2 separate regions of the Homo sapiens genome follow, and region 2 is linked to region 1. The links are chromatin contacts, found by Hi-C or POLR2A ChIA-PET in ENCODE. All regions are on one chromosome and are shown on one strand. Each heading gives the region's core, a stretch centred on a gene start or an enhancer-like site at or near the end of the contact. The rest is flanking DNA. Distances are from core to core; before and after follow the strand shown.

Evidence for each region. A loop is a pair of places that touch in the nucleus more often than their neighbours do. ChIA-PET counts read pairs that join two places held with the same protein, here RNA polymerase II (POLR2A). Pooled maps may share reads with other maps.
Region 2: a pooled map shows a loop between it and region 1 (5-fold over the local background). The contact joins the enhancer-like site here to the promoter of LUC7L2 in region 1. A Hi-C loop is called at or near these places in 9 of 50 pooled maps. POLR2A ChIA-PET finds 5 or more read pairs at or near these places in 2 of 52 experiments (H1 and activated T-cell).

What each region holds. Positions count from the first base shown.
Region 1 is chr7:139,358,452-139,361,151 of GRCh38, forward strand. LUC7L2 (LUC7 like 2, pre-mRNA splicing factor) reads left to right here and starts at 1,443. Exons shown (of 10, transcript NM_016019.5): 1 at 1,443-1,871. The coding sequence starts at 1,811. The region is part of intron 2 of FMC1-LUC7L2 (FMC1-LUC7L2 readthrough); the gene reads left to right. RefSeq lists enhancers at 578-707, 1,428-1,477 and a silencer at 1,708-2,137.
Region 2 is chr7:138,874,710-138,877,409 of GRCh38, forward strand. The region is part of intron 12 of KIAA1549; the gene reads right to left. It also overlaps the pseudogene RNU6-1272P. Among named protein-coding and RNA genes, the nearest start is that of ATP6V0A4, 78 kb to the left of the region's middle. Within about 2 kb of position 1,327, at least 3 of the 41 ENCODE cell types and tissues checked have a DNase peak (open chromatin) inside an H3K27ac peak, as active enhancers do.

The sequences.
Region 1 (2,700 bases), core at 193-2,692:
GCCTGTCTTCTTAAACATTTGATTTTATTAACTCATTCTTCTTACAGTTTTAAATTTCTTTTTAGGCGATGAATATACAGTGTTAATGGAACACAAATCTCTATTATGTCCTTTCAAAGTATCTAGAAAGTGCCTGTCTTCTTAAACATTTGGTTTTATTAACTCATTCATTTTTCTTACAGTTTTAGATTTCTTTTTAAGCAACCTTTCTTCCTGCACACTGACCTATGTCTTACTTAAGGAATTTTTTTTTTTAGAAGTCTCGCTCTGTCGCGCAGGTTGCAGCGCAGTGGCGTCATCTCGACTCACTGCAACCTCCGTCTCCCGGGTTCAAACGATTCTCCTGCCTCAGCCTCCCGAGTAGCTGGGGAGGCGCCCGCCATCACGCCCGGCTAATTTTTATATTTTTAGTAGAGACAGGGTTTCACCATGTTGGCCAGGCTGATCTTGAACTCCTGACCTCAGGCAATCCACCTCCCTTGGCCTCCCAAAGTGCGGGGTTTACAGGCGTGAGCCACCGCGCCCGGCAAGGAATTAATATTTTACTAAAACAGTTTTTAGAAACACCAGGGAAAGGCTCAGGGCTAAGTATTTTATTCCAGTTTGTTCTAACAGCCACGCCATAGCAGACGTGTGACCACCTCCACCAGCCCTACGAGGGGTAGAACTGAAGCCAAGGCCCCAGTCACGGGCCGGGCTTCAGAATCCAGGCTTCCCTGCGGCCAGCGCCGCTGGCTCCCTGCTCCCCGAGATCGCCTCCCCAGTAGCTGAGAATACGCTGAGTTTTTATGGTTTCACATTCAGACTAAGCCGCCCGCGACCTTGTAGGTAAAGATGAATCCGAATGGGTCGGCGCGCCTGTTTCCTAGGGTACTGCTTTCGGGCGCTTTCTCCTGAAGTTGACACTTCCCAGCCGAGGAGCCTTAAAGCCCCACGCAGCGGAAGGAACGCGGCCCCGGCGGCGGCGAGACAGGCCTGCTCCCGGCCGGGAAAGGCGCACGAGAACCAGGACGCGTCCACGCCACTCGGGGCGGGCGTTCGCCCCGAGCACGCCCACCTCAGACGCCAAGGAGGCTGACCGCAGTCCGGTCGACGATGGGCATGGTCTCTACTTACTTTCCGCCCAGGCTAACCTCTAGCGCATTTTGCTAATTTGGGTCTGAATCGCCATCACCGCGGGCAGCGCAGCCTTAGCCGCCAGCCCTACAGCCGGGAGGGAATGTAATGTAAGGTTTGGCGCCTCGGGGCGGATCCGGCTTGCACAGTCAGTTAAGGAACCAGAGTATCGCGAGATCCGGGGTAAAGGGGCGGGAGGAGCGCGCGTGCACGCGCCCAGAGCCGTTAGGGTGGAACTCCACTCGGGCGGGGCGGGCGGAGTGATACAGCTGGACGCCAGTTGGTGGAGCCCCCGCGGGAAACGACTGAGCGCGAGGAGCGTGCGCGCTCCCGTCGTGGCGACGGTGGCGGCGAGCGGCGTCAGAGCTTGAGGGGGGGTTGACGGCTTCTGGCGGGTGGCGGTGTTGAAGGCGAGAGCTTGCTTGGCCCGTGTCGCTTCTGTCCCAAGAACCGGACGGAGAGTGAGGGCACGAGGGTCGCTGTCGGGGGCTGTCGTCTTCCACGTACACGTCGTCGTGAGGAGCGCAGTCCGGACTCTTCCCGCAACCCCTCCGGCTCCCTTTCCGCACGCCTCGAGGCGGCGGCGGCCACCGAGACAGCAGCGCACCTTCCCCCATCCCTTCCCCTTATCCCCCAGCCCAAAAGGGCCCGGTCTGCGCCCCACCCCCGCCCGTCCGCCCGCTACGCCGCCGCCATGTCGGCGCAGGCCCAGATGCGCGCGATGCTGGACCAGTTGATGGGCACCTCCCGGGACGGTAAGTCTCTGCCAGGGCCCTGGGGGTGGGGGAGGGGACGGGGACGGCGAAGGGAAGGGGTTCCGAGGGCGCACCTGGGCGCGCGCGTGTGGCTGAGTAAGGGGCTCCCAGATTGGTAACACGAGGTCCCCGTCCCCCGTCCCATCCAATCAGGGCTCGGCAGGCGGGCAGGGGGGGCGGTGACCATGCGGATTGGCGGGAACTGCTGCCAATGGGGTGAGGCGGGGCCTGGAGGCAGAAAGGAGAGTTTGTGCTTTTAATGTTGACTTGGCTGAGACGGGAGAGCCCGCGTCTCTGTTGCGTAGTTGGGGGGCCCGTTTTGTCGCTGGTTAGGTACCTGCGGAAAGCTAAGGCCTCCACCCCCGATATAATTCCTTAACCCAGAGCTTTGGGATCATCCCTCGCCGCCGTCCTCCAGAGTACCTAGAGAGAAGCTTCCCCCTCCTCTTCCTGGGTCAGGAGGAAACCTTTATTACTAACCCAGTCTCAGAGATGCACCCTCGAGCCCCACAGAAACAACCATTTTTATGGAAAATCTGACCCAAACCATGGTTTCTTAAGTGGGTGTGTTTGGCCCCATTTTGTGAGAAGGAACATGTTATGGCCTGTTTTTCCGAGAGACCTCCATTTTGTTAGACAATTTAATAGAGGCTTTGTTCAGTAAATATTGACAAATGTTGCATGTCCCTAACAGAACGATTTTGAAAATTTGGTACCCAGTGAAGTAGAATAGAGGAGAACAAAGATCCTTTCAGGCGTTTAGTTTAGAATCTGTATAGAGAGCCCTTAATTGCTGGATTATCCTTTGTCATAAAGAGAATTTCTAAAT
Region 2 (2,700 bases), core at 77-2,576, 480 kb before region 1:
AGCACAACTAGAGGCTGGACATGGTGGCTCTCGCCTGTAATCCCAGCACTTTGATAGGCTGAGGCGGGAGGGTAACTTGAGCCCAGGAGTTCTAGACCAGCCTAGGCAACATGGCGTAACCCCATCTCTACAAAAAATAACCCGGCGTGGTGGTGTACACCTGTAGGCCCAGCTACTCGGGAGGCTGAGAAGAGATGATCACCTGTGCCTGGAAGGTCAAGGCTGCAGTGAGCCATGACTGCACCACTGCACCCCAGCCTGGGCAACAGAGTGAGACCGTGTCTCAAAAAAATAAAAATAAAAGTGCACAGCTAGAGAGGAGGAATGGGTTGAGCACCTGTAGGCACTGTAGGGTAACTCTAATAATTTATTGCATATTTTCAATTAGCTTGAAGAGCATATTTTGAATGTTCCCAAGGCAAAGTAATGATAACTTTGTCTGTGGTGACAGATATGCTAATTACCCTGATTTGATCATCACACAGTATATTCATACATGGAAATATCACAATGTCCCCCATAAATATTTGCAAGTATTATGTATCAACTAAAAATAATAAAAGCAAAAAACACATCATGTTGTACACCATAAATTTATATGTTTTCTTACCATCAGTTAAAATACAAATAAAAATCTTAAAAAGAAAGAAAAACGCTGGGCATAGTGGCTCATGCCTATAATCCCAGCACTTTGGAAGGCTAAGGCAGGAGGATCGCTTGAGCCCAGGAGTTCAAAACCAGCCTGGGCAACATGGCAAGACCTCGTCTCTACAAAAAGTAAATAAAAAGTTAGCTGGGCGTGGTATGCTCCTGTAGTCCCAGCTACTCAGGAGGCTGAGGTGAGAGGACTGCTTGAGCCCAGGAGGTCAAGGCTGCAGTGAGCTGTGATTGTGCCACTGCACTCGAGACTGGGTAAGCAAAAAAATAAAAAATAAAAAATTACAGCATATGGGATTGTATAGAACAGGATAATGTCAACAAAGCAGAATGAAAGAGAATAGTTCAGCCTGAATTACTAAAATGACAAAGCAAGAGAGCATTTTTAAAGAAATATTATTTCATTATCTACAAGTAAACACAGTCAAACCACTTTTTTTGTCCCCCGAGACAGGGTCTCGCTCTGTCACCCAGACTGGAGTGTGGTGATGCAATCACAGATCACTGCAGCCTCGACCTCCCAGGCTCAAGCGATCCTCCCACCTCAGCCTCTTCAGTAGCTGGGACCACAGGCACACACCACCAGGCCTGGCTAATTTTTTCTGTTTTTTTTTTTGTAGAGTCAGAGTCTCGCTACGTAGCCCAGGCTGGAAAACCACATCTTTACTAATGTGCGCAACCCACGTTAACATCCTGTGAGACAGCAATCACATTTATCTCATCTTCATTGTATATCACCAGCACCTGACCACAGGCACTTAGCAAGCATTTGCTAAACGGATGACTCAATGACTACAGTCATCTCCACTATGTTTATAAAATTTTACCTTGAAAAGGTCTCTAGGAATCTGCCTTCATGAAAAGATAAGAATTCTACTTTATGATCTCAATCATTTTATAAATGGTACAGTACTCCAAAATTACTTGAAAAACTTCATTGTTATATGTACTCAATCTCATTTAAACTATTTTGCAAACTCTTTTAATTTTTTTAAAATATGGAATGCTTCCCCAATATGCATGTCATCCTTGCACAGGGGCCACGCTCATCTTCTTTGTTGCCTTTCAATTTTAGTCTATATGCTGCTGAAGCGAGCACTGCAAGCTCCTTAGCACATGCAAAAGTCAGTGTCAGCTTGGTTTGCACATGAAATTCTAGAATTTGGAATTTGTGGAATTCAAATGAAGTTTTAACTACTTAAAAATCACACACTTGCACACATGCAATCTAAGGAGAGCATAAAAGAATGCTGAGTATTTTGCAATCCTTACCTACTTGGTATATTCCTGATGATAAAGGGGAGCGAGAGAAAAACTACAATTATGCACAGACGCAGCAATGGCAGCCCATCTCCTGCCTCATCTCTCCCTTCACATCTTCACTAAGGGGATCCAGTGGTTATGATTTGAGTTATTTTAAAGCTAGAATAGCTGGGAACACAGTGACATCTGAGTAAATAATCTCTTAAGGGTTCATGGATGGCCATGAGGGTATGTGTCAGGGCCTAGTCACCTTCCAAAAACAGTCAGCTGGAAAAGGAATAAAGCACAACCTCCAATTTACCAAAACTGAAACAACAGTGTTCTCTCAGCTTCCATTGCAAGGTGGGTCCTTAATATGCCACATGACCTGGGACAGTCGTCAACAGCCTTGCCAAGAAGCCTAAAGAGAGCCGGTAGCTGTACCACCCGCAGGAGTGAGAGGGAACGCTGGTCCCATGGCAACATGGAAGAGGGCTCCATAATGGATCTCAAGCAGCCTCCCTCCCCGCTCCCCACCTCCATTAATTTTTACTTCATTACGACTTTCAACAAAAGAAATATTTTTATGTGAATTATAAAACAGGCCGAACATGGTGGCTCACGCCTGTAATCCCAGCACTTTGGGAGGCCGAGGTGGGCAGATCACATAAGGCCAGGAGTTCAAGACCAGCCTGGCCAACATGGCAAAACCCCATTTCTACTAAAAATACAAAAATTGGCCAGGTGTGGTGGTATACGTCTGTAATCCCAGCTACTCGGGAGGCTGAGTCATGAGAATCG